Regions from separate parts of the Homo sapiens genome. Here regions 1 and 2 are each linked to region 3. The links are chromatin contacts, found by Hi-C or POLR2A ChIA-PET in ENCODE. All regions are on one chromosome and are shown on one strand. The core of a region is the stretch at or near the end of the contact, and the rest is flanking DNA. Distances in the headings are between cores, read along the strand shown.

Region 1 (4,251 bases), core at 933-3,432, 1.2 Mb after region 3:
CGTGAGCCACCGCGCCTGGCAGATATGATGGTTTTGTAAGGGGCTTCCCCCTTTGCTCAGCACTCATTCTCTCTCCTGCTGCCCTGTGAAGAGGTGCCTTCCACCAGGATAGTAAGTTGCCTGAGGCCTCTGCAGCCATGCAGAACTGTGAGTCAATTAAACCTCTTTTCTTTATAAATTACCCAGTCTTGGGTATCTCTTGATAGCAGTGTGAAAACGGACTAATACACTAACCAAAATTTTTCTGTGGTTTGTTAGTCTTATTGTTGACTCTCAAGGGCTTTCCAGGTATTCTCTCTTGTCATTTGCAAGTCGAAGTAGTTTTATGACTTTTTAAAATTCTTAAAAAATAATTTTTTAATTCTTATATATTTTTTCTAATTTATAAGCCTCTTAGGATTTCTGTTGTCTAACTTCATTAGCTGATACCTTTGGTGTAATGTCAAAAAATCATAGGTAGTGTGAACATCGTTGCCTTGTTTTCTTCAATCAGCTCTTAAAAGACCATGTATATAAAAAGTATTTCGAAGGACAGAAATAACTCTAGTGTTAGACATTTCTGGACATTTAGCTGGCAAGATGAGATTATGGCCCCTCTTATGCCTAGTAACCAGAATAACAAACAAATGAAACTTCAGCAAAAAAGGGTAAAAGTACAAATGTGATTTTATAGTAGTTCATTAAAAACATTGAGCTGGACCTCAGTTCTATCTTTTTTCTTTAAAGGATTGCTAACTAATAATTTTGCTCTTTACTCAGTCATTCATCTATGACTTATAGAATGCCTATAATATTCCAGACATTATCTTAGGTTCTTTCTCATTTTTTACTATACCCATGTGAAATAGGTATTAGCTTCATTTCATAAAAGGACATTGGAGTTTGGAGTGGTTAAATGACTTACCCAAAGTCACACAGTTAGTAAGCGTAGACTGATTTTGAATCTGGGTCTCCTAGTTTGAATTAATAAGTGCTCAATAATAAATAATAACTAAAGGTTATTTAGTGTTTACTGTTTTACATACTTCATTTATATCGATTGGTTTAATACAACCACCAAATGGCATTTTCATCTTTATTGTCTGTTTTTTATAGATGAGAAAACTGATAGCACAAGTAGCTTGCCAAAGATCACAAGCAATAAAGCTGAAATTGTCTTCAGATCCCATGATTAAGAAACCAATCACTACACTATAAACCAATCACTACACTATTCTTCTTTCAAAGAAACGAAGGAAGTTCTAGGATCATGAGAGATGGAGAGTATTCAATCTCCTGAATGTAAATCTACCAGCATTACTTACCAAGTTTAAGTTTTTCTGTTGTTACTTGAGGCAGTGGGTGATTATGCAATTGGTAAAGGGAATGAAAAGGCCTTTGCACCCAAGAAAGTAGAAGAAAGGCGCCTGAATCTCTTTATGATAGGTGGTATGTTAAATCTAGGTATTTTCGTATTTCAACATATTCCACTTCTTGCAAAAGCTGCAAAATGCAACACAACTTTAAATGTAAACATAGCTTCCAAGGGCACAGTGCTGAACATATAATAACCTGTGTGTGCACACCCACACTAGGTTATGTAACAGGACTGTAAACACTGGTCCTGGAATGGCCTGGGAGGTCATCTAGGTCCTCCACCATCTTTCTGCAGAGTACTGAGGCCTAGCGACGTTAAGTCTGCAAACTCACAAAGATGACCCCGGGCTTATACTACCTTAGGTTACCTACTACCTTTGCTTGCATTTCCTCTCTCCTTTCCTGTCTGTTTGTGCAAAAGAAAAAAGGCCTGGCTTCGCCTTCTTGGGAGCCAAAACACAACCAAACAGAGAGCGAGTTTGGAGCCCGGCCAGGCATCTTGTGAACTGCACACAAAATAACTAGCCCAAGGTCAGAGAGCGCGCCAGGCCCGCCCTGAAAGTTTCTCCGCAGGAAAATCCACCGCCCTTTCCCAACCACCCGCGTGGGTGGCTCGGAAATCCGCCACCCTGGGGACACAGCTCCCTGCCCATCTCTGTGGCCCGCTTGTGCCCCGTGCCGCTGGGCCGACTAAGAGCCTCGGGCTCGCACCTCCCAGTACAACCTAGGGACGTCAGGGGTCCTGGGACCCACGAGCCGCTCTCTGCCGGCCGGCTCCTGGCCCCTCCTAGCAGACCCAACCGACATCCTTCACCCTCAGTTAGTGCGCAGGAGGGACCGGGACGCCAGCCGACTGCGCTCCAGAACTATTCCCATTGGGCCAGAGAATGAGTGACGCACTAGGCCCCGCCCCGGCCCGGTGGGTTACTCCTTTCATGCCCGGCCCCCATCCCTAGCCCCGCCCCGGCGCCCCGGGCCGCGGCCGCCTCCGCGTCCGCGTCGTCGTCTGTGCTCCCGGCGCTGACGTGTCTGGGCGGTCGGCTTCCACTCCTTCAGGCGTCGGCAGCCACTAGTCGTGGCGAGAGGGGCGGGGTGGCCGGGGCTGGCGCTCCACTTGGCCCCCGCTCCCGGCCCGCCCCGCCGCCGCGGCCCCCCGGATGAGGGTATATATTCGGAGCGAGCGCGGGACGCCGATGAGTGGCCGCGCGGAAGGAGCTGGAGACGGTCGTAGCTGCGGTCGCGCCGAGAAAGGTGAGGGGCTCCCAGCCCAGCGAGGAGACGGCGGGGCTCGGGACCCGGGCGGGCGGAGGGCCTGGCCCCACCGCACACACGGCCACGCGCTCAGACGTGGACACGCGTCGCACGAACGTGCACAGCGCGGGCAGCCGAGCACACGCCGAGGAGCCTCCCGCTCGCCCGCAGACACACACCCCAGCCCGTGCGCCCCGCAGTCGCACCCCATCCTCCGCCACCCCGCGAGAGGGTGTGTGGGCTGGGCAGCCGGGTGGATGGCGGGGCCAGGGATGGAATGAGCGCGCCCCAGATGGACTGGGGGCGTTGTGGGAGGAGGTCTGGGCCAGTGTCTGAGTCCGAGGGGGTCGTGTAGGCGTGTGGGGTTGGGAGTGGGGCCTCTCCCGGGTGGGCAGTAGAGACCTCGAGGCTCTCAGGCTAGGGCCTTGTGGACAGTTATACCAAGTGTGGGGGCCTGTAGTGGGACAGGAGATCGTTGGCACTGTCAGGTGGAAGCGAGTTGGTGTGTCTTGAATATATGAGGAAAAGATTTGAGAGGTCTGACAAAGACAGGGGATACATTTGGAGGACAGGACAGTGGGACAAAACCTGTTTGCTTGCCACTTTTTTCTTTCTTTTTTTTGGTTTGGTTTGCCATGATACTGGTAGTGAGAGAGAATTGAAATTTCTGGGTTTCCCCTCTCTTGGCCAAGCAGAAGGATGGTATTGGAGGGCTGAGCACACGTATGCTGAACATATGGCTGCTTGAACTTTGGCCTGTCGCTGTGCTACACTTACTTCTACATGGTTTATGAAATCTGAAATCAGGTAATAGGATTATGATCATATGTGTGTGTCATTTGGTATTGCAAAAGTTTAAGGACTTTTAGGTGAAATTCACTGGGTGTGGATCCAAGAGTTCGCCGGAAACTCAAGGCAGTTGTCTATTCCTTCACGGTTAGTCAGTTGGCTCACTTAGCTGGAGCAAAGAAAGACTTCATAGGCTGTGCTGCCAAGCATTTATAGGATTCAGTTGGTGGTTATGTCTCAACTCTGATACTGTTTTTCAAAAGCTTTAAGAGGTTTACTTATTCATTTCGAGGGCATACGTATACCAGCAGAGATAGGGGCTGGGTGGGGGAAGCCAGAAAAGGAGGGAGAAATACTGGATTTCTTTAATACTGGTATTTAAATTCTAATAAAAATATATTTGATAATGGTAGATTATTACCAAATTTTTCATATATTTTGATGCAGATGGATTAGGCTGTGGGCATGTACCAAGTTTTGTCATAATTTCTCGAGCAGATTTTCAACTTTTTCAGATTTCGGTTGTCAAAATAAAAATCCATATCTTTTAACTCTTCTGTTAATTGCTGCTTACCATTACACGTGCCTCTAAACATCGTTAATGGGAAACATGCTACTATTTTTGTGGCATGAAGGTGCTTATATCTGCCTCAAATAAATATAATAGATGAATTGTGCTTGTCCAAAACTCAAGTATGGTCGTTACATTATGAACATTATACAACATGTAGATGAACACATGTTACCAGTGGTTTACGCCCAGATATCAAAGTTTAACCTATGAGGTACCCTTTTTTTTTTTATTTTTATTTTTTGAGACGGAGAGTCTCACTCTGTCGCCAGGCTGGAGTTCAG
Region 2 (4,395 bases), core at 971-3,470, 1.1 Mb before region 3:
TCTCTAAAGACTGTACTTTTCTCTTTATATCTTACTGATACACATATACACCATCACTAATAATTTTATTCCAGTCCATGATGAGCATTTTCTAATTCAGTCATCAGATGGAATAAAACTCACCAGTGTCACTCAATATTTTCCTACTACAAATCATAAAGATATTAGGAATTGGCCAGGCCTACCTTCCAGTCACTTAGCTTTTCTGTCACATGCCATGAGCCTCTAGTCTCTGCTACCAGAAACCTGAAAGCCTCACGAAAACTGCATTTATAAGTATGTTCTGACTCCCTTTTTGGCACCAACCCATGCTGCTGAATGCCCAGGATGTTTCTTCTGCTAACCAAGAATTCTTCAGACCAGCTACAAAAGAAAGAGCAGCCACTATTTTTTTTTTTTTTTTACAAAAAATTTCCCACTATATCCTAAAAAGTCGGAATTCTGAAATAGACTGGACTCAGACACCAACTAAAGGCAGCATCACTCATCACTCCCCAGCTTTTAGTCACAAGCAGCTAAATATTCTCCTCTAAATACCAAGGGATGACAACCCGAAGCTGTGAGAGGGGAAGAGACCTGATTTGACAACAGGATGAACAGAACTCAGGCAAACTAAGTTCCAGTTTTTAACAACGTAAAAAATATGATCGACACAAAGACAAAATACAAGGAAAATGAATAAAGAAGAAAAGAAGACATGGGGCAGGGGGCACACATTCACTTCTAGGCTTAAGTCATTTGGAGATACACAGCAATAGTTTAGGACAGAAAGACAAGAAGCCCACAGACAATTAAACTTGTAAAAGTAATTCAACCAGAGCTGGAACAAAGCCAAGAACAACACTCAAGCTCTTTGGGAAACTGGTAGGAATTTTATGACTTTAGTGGTCAGCAGTTGAGCATCAGCGCAGTCTGTCTTGAACTCAAGAATTTTAATGCCTCCAACTCCCACTCACCTTTCCTCCTTTTATCACTGAAGTAAGGCCAGGCTGAGCTCCTGAGAAAATAGGTCTGTAGATTCACTGAAGGACTGAGAAAAGTTAAAATTTACATGGCAAAGGTGTGTCTTCTACTGAACATAATAAAAATATTTATGAATACACTTTAGTATTTTTAGGCCTTCTCAAAACTACTTAAAAGCAGAATACTTTATCTAATTCTAATTACTGAACAAATAACCCACACACATATGGAAATAAAATGAACCAACATGAAGATTAGAAGCCAGGCAAGTAATCTCCCAGCTCCACTAAAACGTAAAGTCATTTAAAAGGATAACCTGAATCTTTTCAACGCTAAACCATAACCAAACAACCTCTCAACAAGAAGCCACAGAGCAGGGGGGGAAATCCCGGAGAGAATGTGATAGCGCTAGTGCCGGTTTGTTTACAGAGACTCCAGTAACAATCATGAGTCAGAAATTCAAGCCACCAGATGCTTTCCAACTAACAGGGACCAAATGGGACCGTTCTAAGATATCCTAAAAGATTTGGGAGTTAGAGGAGGTAAACTAAGATAATTATATTACAAAGGGTACAAGACCACAAGACAACAACCGACTCCGGAATTCTTGGACCTCCGCCTTCCGTACAAGGTGCTGGGCCTGGGAACTTGGGATGGGGGAGGGGGACACATTGCGCGGTGGCCCTGAGGTGACGGGGAGACGCAGGGCGAGCCGTGTCCCTCAATCTAAGGGGAGAAATAGGAGCGCACACATGGGTCACCCAACGAAGCAAGGCGTCCCTGTGAACTGTGCGGCTGGCTCTTGGGGGCAACACCAGGGCTGACCTGAGGAAAGGGCAACCAGTACTCCCAGCGATGACTTCGGGTCGGCGGAAGGAAAAGACCTGAGCGCTAAGAGCTTGGGATACGGGTCAGGCCCATCCTTAGGGGAAACCGGCTGGGAAGCGAGGGGGGGCGCAGGCCGAGCCGGAACGAGACACAGACCGGGTAGGTCAAGGGAGGGGGGGTGTCCGGCTGGGGCAGTTACAAGCACGGGAATCGGCGAGGCTCAGCAGCCCGCTTCCCGTCTTGGGTCATCCTTCTGCTAGCGGCTGCTCCGACTGTTCCAGGCCCAGCCGCCCCGTCCACTGCCACCACCAACGCCGCCGCCATCTTACACTGGCCAGCGGCCGCCACCACCACCGCCTCCGCTCTCTGCGCTTGCGCCTGCGCTGCCACGCTTTCCGGCCCCGTTTGCGACGATGTGCTCGAGAAGACTGAGGGAAGAGTGGTCGCGCGAGCTCACGGCTCGCAACCCTCCTCGAAGGACGCACAAGGGGCGGGGCTTAAGGCCAACGGAAAACAGAGCGAGAGGCGCCTGCGCATTACCGAAGAGGCAAAGTTGTTTTTGTAGTTTCTTCGGGCTTGCTTATCTTGTGATACTCTAAACAAATGCGAGTTAGGGGCTACCCAGAGTTGTGATAGAAATAAACTAAATTTCCAGCGGATTGGCAGGCCACTTCCTGGATGATGGCCAGTTTTGCCGTTTTTGAACACTGGAACGAGCAATGATTGCCACAAGGATTTCTTCTGAAAATCCCCGTTTCCTTTCAGGGCTTTGTTTCCTTAAGTGGTTTCTATACTATCGAGGCCCATTTTCCCCTGAGAGTCCCCATTTACGTATTTTTAAAGAAGGGGCTCAGTAGCTTGAGGTGTAGCTATTCCAGAAGCTCTTTTCTGAAGAGAGGTGGTGTGGGTAAAGGTTCCCAAGAGTGGGCCGGGTGATGTGGGGTGACTTTTGTACTCTGTTTCGTTATGACACCTACAGTAACCCTGCAGAGGATTACTCCCAGCTGCCAGGCTGGGGTATTTTTTTTTTTTTTCTTACCAGAAGCCCAGGGTGCAAAAATCTGACCCTTTCTCACCTCCCCTACCGCTACTCTCCTATTCCAAGTCATTACATATTACTTAAGACTACCGCAATAGAAACTTACCTCGTTTGTCTACTTCCATTATTGCCATTACAGTTAAACATAAGGCAGCCAGAGTGCTTTTTAAAAATGTAAGGTCTGGCCGGGCGCGGTGGCTCATGCCTGTAATCCTAGCACTTTGGGAGGCGGATGTGGGCGGATCACTTGAGGTCAGGAGTTCGAAACTCGTTTGAAACCAGGCCAACATGGTGAAACCCGTCTCTACGAAAAATACAAAAAAAAAAAAAAATTACCCGGCATGGTGGAGCGCGCCTGCAATCCCAGCTACTTGGGAGGCTGAGGCAGGAGAATTGCTTGAACCCGGAGGCGGAGGTTGCAGTGAGCTGAGATCGCACCACTGCACTCCAGGCTGGGCAATGGAATGAGACTCCGTCTCAAAAAAAAAGTAATGTCGTATTATTTCCCCAGTCCCCACCCTGCTCAAAACCTCCAATTCCCATCACATAATAAAAGTCAAAAGTATGATAGCCTTAGAGGCCATCAAAAAATGAATTGCCTCTAAGGAGGACCCTACATGATCTGATCTAGCACCTGCCTATTTATCTGATTCATCTCCTCCCACACTGCCTAGCTCTGCTCTAGCCTCACTAGCCTTACTGTCACTCCAGTCAAAGCATGTCCCAGCCCTAGGGTTTTTTTCCTTTTCTTGGAATGTCCATCTACTAGATATTTACTAGACTTGAGGTGTCTATTGAAATCCTACTTCCTAACACAGGCAGCTCTTGACTATTGTAACTAAAATGGAACCTCATGTCATCCTCCTCTATCCCCTTACTCTGCACTGTTTTTTTAATAACATTTTTTACCTATAACATTTAATCTAAAATTATGTTTGTGATCCAGCTATACTACTAGAATATAAATTCTTGAGGGCAAGGACTGTGTTTTTATCATCTTTGTAATCTCAACACCTAGAAGAGGGCTACAGCACAAAGTAGCTATTTAATGCCCCACCGTCCTATTCATTCTTTCATTCATTCAGTCAACAACTATTGAATTCCTGCTCTGGAAGGCCCTGTTCTATGTGCTGGGGCTGCAACAGTGAATAGAACCAAGATTCTTGCATTCATGGAACTTATTAGTGCAAGGGTTGGGAGCATAGGAGGAGGGGAGAGACACACAGATAATAAAGTTATAAAGAGTACTGTAAAGGAAAATAAAGCAGAATAAAAATGGGTTACCTGGATGGGTGTGCTCTTTTACATAGGGGATTCAGAGAAGGCCCCTCTGCTGAGGTGACATCTAAATAAAGGTTTGAAGTGAGACAATAAGCTATACATACTTGGGAAAGAATATTTCAAGCAGAAGAAACAACAAGGTAAAGACCCTGCAGCTTGAGTGTGCTTGGCAAGGAAGCCACTGTGGCAAAAGAATAGATAGGAACTTAGTTTGGAGAAACAAGATGGGAGCCAGATCACTTACGGACTTATGGACCAAAGAAAGGACTTTGAATTTTATCCTA
Region 3 (4,317 bases), core at 321-2,820:
GGCTTCCCAAAGTGCTGGGATTACAGGCGTGAGCCACGGTGCCCGGCCTCCTAAGGGTTTTAAAATCCATTCCTGGCCGGGCGCGGTGCTCAGGCCTGTAATCCTAGCACTTTCAGAGGCCCAGGTGAGCGGATCATGAGGTCAGGAGTTCGAGACCAGCCTGACCAACATGGTGAAACCCGTCTCTACCAAAAATACAAAAATTAGCCGGGTGTGGTGGCGTGCGCCTGTAATCCCAGCTACTCTGGAAGCTGAGGCAGGAGAATCTCTTGAACCCGGGAGGGGAGGCGGAGGTTGCAGTGAGCCGAGATAGCACCACTGCACTCCAGCCTGGGCGACAGAGCCAGACTCCGTCTCAAAAATAAAATAAAAATAAATAAATAAAATCCTTTCCCTCAGGAGCAGGAGGCTTAGATTCCTTCCAGCACTGGCCTTGCCTTCAGGGTTTCACTGGTATATTTGGGGAGTGTTCTGCAAGGGGTGTAAAAGTGAGCAGCTGCATTTGTTCAAGGCAGCAGGAAGTACTGCTGGGACCCCAAACCCAGCCTCCTGCAGTTTCCTCACTGCCTCACCTTGTGGCCAGAAGAAGCTAGGCAATCCACCCCTTCCATGGTAGGGCCGGGGCTCATGTTCCTTTATTTGGTTCGAACCTCAGTTTACCTCTCCAAGGACTCCAAGATAAAAGCACATTCTTTGTAGGACTGGTTTCAAGTGATGCACCAGTGTAAAAAGGGATTTGCGGGCAATCAGTATAAATGATTTGGGTTTGGATTTAGCTCCGTCACTTAATATAAGGGGATCTTGGGCATGTCTCTACAATTTTATTTCTTCATCTGTAATATCTTGATAATGGTTACTTCATAAGATTATTAAAAGGATTAGATGACACTGTAAATTACTTAGCCTTACAGAAAGTAAATGTAAAGCAGGCCACGCACGGTGGTGGCTCACGCCTTAATTCCAGCACTTTGGGAGGCCGAGGCGGGTGGATCACCTGAGGTCGGGAGTTCCAGACCAGCCTGACCAACACGGAGAAACCCCCATCTCTACTAAAAATACAAAATTAGCTGGGCGTGGTGGCACATGCCTGAAATCCCAGCTACTCGGGAGGCTGAGCCAGGAGAATCGCTTGCACCTGGGAGGCGGAGGTTGCAGTGAGCGGAGATCGCGCCATTGCACTCCAGGCTGGGCAACAAGAGCCAAGAGCCAAACTCCGTCTCAAAAAAAAAAGTAAATGTAAAGCAAAAGTTAGTTACGATTAGAAAAATGCATATTAACAAATTAAAGACTCCGCAAGCTATTTAATTAAAGAGAATTGCTTAATTCTGTCGGACCCCAAATTTTCCTGCTTGACAAATTCACAGAACCCTTTCAAACGAAACACCAATAATTAGGATTAGGGTGGAGACGGAGGAGCTGGAGTGAACGGGACTTGGCTGGAACACGTCCACGCACGAGTATGAGGTGAGGTATGCAGGTCAATGGGAACGCCACTCCCCTCGGGAAGGACACGGCACAGTCTTTTCGTCCTCCTGGGGCTGAACCCGGGACGTCAACACGAGGCTAACGGGACAGCTGTTTCTCCGCTCCCTCGTCACAGCCCGCGCGTGCTCCGCTCCGCTTCCCTTCAACCGACGTATTGCCAGTACCGTCTCCGTCTTGTCCAGCCCCCGCTGTCGGGAACTGAGAGCACCCTTTCCCAGACTTCCGGTCTTGACTCATTGCTGACGGGAAAGCTCCGGACCTCTGCGAGCCGTGGGGCGGGGCGCGGCGAGAGGAGGGGCGGGGCTCACGAGTGACGAAGGGCAGAAGGGCGGGGCGGGACGAGAGGAGGGGAGGGGCGAGCGGAGGGGAGGGACGAGAGGAGGGGCGGGACGAGAGGGGGGCGGGACGAGAGGAGGGGCGGGGCTCACGAGTGACGCAGGGCAGAAGGGCGGGGCGCAAGAGAGACTGAGAGCACTACGCGGGTGAGAGGAGGGGCGGGGCGTGGGAGTGACGGGGCGTGGGAGTGACTGGGCGCGGAGAGGCCGGAGCCGGAGGCGAGGCGAGGCGTGAGAGTGAATGAGGGAGGAGGGCTGTGAGGGGCTGGAGCGCCCCTGGGTGTCCTTGAGATTGCGGGAAATTCGGGTCACTTTTTCCCCAGGCCTCAGGCCTGCCGCGTCGAATTTGGGGTCTTCGCTAGGCCTGCAAGGTTGGCCGACGTTCAGGATCGGTGCCCAGGAGATGGGCTGCCTTCTCTGGGGCTGGGCAAGGGACTCTGCCTGGCAGCGCGCCTGGACCGGGGCGGGAGCACAGGGCTGGATGCGGGGCACCTCGGCGTGATTCGCGGCGGCAAGTCTCTTTTGCATCCCTACCCTGAGTTCCCCCATTCTCTTTCCCCGAAGCAACCACTGTTAGGGTTTTTGCGTGCCCTTCCTAGATGATCTCCAGTCGTCCCTCGGTATCCGCAGGCAGATTAGCTCCAGGACAGCAAGCACCCCATACTAAAATCTGCGGATGCTGAAGTCCCTCCTATAAAATGGCATAGTATTTACCTACAACTACGCACATCCTCCCACACACTTTAAATCAGCTATGGATTACTTGTAATACCTAATACAATGTAGTTATACTGTGTTGTTTGTATTTGCATTATTTTTATTGTTATTTTTCCTAATATTTTGGGAACCCGCTCGTGTGGGAGGTTCCCATACATGTATATATATTAATATGCATAAATATATTTCCTCCATTTTCCCCTTACTCAAAAACCCCACACTACACACTACTCTTCACCCATCTTTTCAGTTAGCAGTAAGTCTTGAATCTGTCCAAGAGCAGGATGACATGCAAAATGAGTGATTTAAAACTCTTTCTACAGCTGGGCTTTAAAGTACTTCCAGCTTTTTACTACTGTTTTGGCAGAGGGCTCACCTATGGGAATTAAAAGATGAATTTCCAGCCTGGGCATATAATAAGACTTGTCACTACAAAATAAAATAAAATTAGCTGGGTGTGGTGGCAGTCGCCTGTGGTCGCAGCTACTCAGGAGGCTGAGGTGGGAGAATCCCTTGAGCCTGGAACGTCGAGGCTGCAGGTTCAAGTGATTCTCCTGCCTCAGCCTCCCTAGTAGCTGGGATTACAGTGTGCACCACTACGCCTGGCTAATTTTTGTATGTTTAGTAGAGACAGGGTTTCACCATGTTGGCCAGGCTGTTCTCAGACTCCTGACCTCAGGTGATCTGCCGGCCTCGGCCTCCCAAAGTGCTGGGATTACAGGCTTGAGCCACTGTGCCTGGCCCGAAGTGGGGAGTTTTTATGCAGCTGGAGAGTAAAGGAGGGGGAGTTTCAGAGACCTGAGGGGAAAAGTCTATGTTTCTTCAGTCTCCGATAATGCCTTGAACAACCAGACTTCTGGGCATCAGCAATTGGACATAACATCCTTAAAGTAATTCATCCGAATCTTCTGCTTTTTTTTTTTTTTTTTTTTGAGACAGGGTCTCACTCTATTGCCCAGGCTGGACTGCAGTGACATGATCTCAGCTCACTGTAACCTCCGTCTCCCAGGTTCAAGCGATTCTGCCACCTCAGCCTCCTGAATAACTGGGACTACAGGCACGTATCACCCAGCTAATTTTTGTTTTTTGTTTTTTTTTGGTAGAGATGATGTTTCACTATGTTGGCCAAGGTTGTCTCGAACTCATGACCTCAAGTAATCTGCCTGCCTCCGCCTCCCGAAGTGCTGGGATTACAGGCATGAGCCACTATGCCTGTTCCTTCTGCAATTTTTTTTTCAAGACCCTGAAGTTATATTCTTTTGCTTGACAAAGAAAACAGTACATCAGCAGTTTATAATTATATTATAGAAGGAATATTGGGCAAAACACAAGTGCAAGCAAGCAAGGGCCTGATCAGAATTTTCATCCTTTCAGTCACTAAAAATGCTGGTGTGGTAAAATCTCAAGGGGTCCCATTATAAAATGTACCTTAGAAATTCCATGGGATGCCATGGTCTTGTTTGTTTTCATAAATAAGGCCTGTCTATCTGCCGCTGGATTTCCCTCTTGTATCCTAGCAAGGATCAGACTTTGTTTTTTGTGTATATTTTTTGATATGGAGTTTCACTCTGTCACCCATGGATGGAATGCAGTGCCGCAATCATAGCTCACAGCAGCTTCAAACTCCTGGGCTCAAGTGATCCTCCCATTTCATTCTCCCAAGTCTTTGGGACTACAGGTGTGCCCCAGTGCACCTGGCTAGGATCAGACTTCAGAAGATCCTGGCCCGACTGGGTGGCACAGGCCCATCACTCTTACTATTTCACTGTGCTCTCCGTAA

The links. A loop is a pair of places that touch in the nucleus more often than their neighbours do. ChIA-PET counts read pairs that join two places held with the same protein, here RNA polymerase II (POLR2A). Pooled maps may share reads with other maps.
Region 1: a pooled map shows a loop between it and region 3 (16-fold over the local background). The contact joins the promoter of UAP1-DT here to the enhancer-like site in region 3. A Hi-C loop is called at or near these places in 1 of 168 maps with a recorded cell type or tissue (naive thymus-derived CD4-positive, alpha-beta T cell) and 12 of 50 pooled maps. POLR2A ChIA-PET finds 5 or more read pairs at or near these places in 1 of 52 experiments (activated CD4-positive, alpha-beta T cell).
Region 2: a pooled map shows a loop between it and region 3 (9-fold over the local background). The contact joins the promoter of DCAF8 here to the enhancer-like site in region 3. A Hi-C loop is called at or near these places in 10 of 50 pooled maps. POLR2A ChIA-PET finds 5 or more read pairs at or near these places in 4 of 52 experiments (CD4-positive, alpha-beta memory T cell, GM12878, activated CD4-positive, alpha-beta T cell and 1 more).

The regions. Positions count from the first base shown.
Region 1 is chr1:162,559,171-162,563,421 of GRCh38, forward strand. UAP1-DT (UAP1 divergent transcript) reads right to left here and starts at 2,183. Exons shown (of 3, transcript XR_426859.4): 1 at 2,068-2,183; 2 at 1,305-1,482. UAP1 (UDP-N-acetylglucosamine pyrophosphorylase 1) reads left to right here and starts at 2,552. Exons shown (of 11, transcript NM_001324116.5): 1 at 2,552-2,607. RefSeq lists a silencer at 2,141-3,040.
Region 2 is chr1:160,260,329-160,264,723 of GRCh38, forward strand. It overlaps DCAF8 (DDB1 and CUL4 associated factor 8), which reads right to left and starts at 2,221. Exons shown (of 14, transcript NM_015726.4): 1 at 2,121-2,221; 2 at 957-1,030. It overlaps DCAF8-DT (DCAF8 divergent transcript), which reads left to right and starts at 1,421. Exons shown (of 2, transcript NR_147618.1): 1 at 1,421-1,594; 2 at 2,073-2,450. RefSeq lists enhancers at 1,156-2,104, 1,276-1,405, 2,036-2,305.
Region 3 is chr1:161,388,266-161,392,582 of GRCh38, forward strand. No RefSeq gene overlaps it. Among named protein-coding and RNA genes, the nearest start is that of TRV-CAC1-1, 9.3 kb to the right of the region's middle. RefSeq lists an enhancer at 1,417-1,616 and a silencer at 1,797-2,016. Within about 2 kb of position 1,571, at least 34 of the 41 ENCODE cell types and tissues checked have a DNase peak (open chromatin) inside an H3K27ac peak, as active enhancers do; they include GM12878, where a contact is called at or near this core.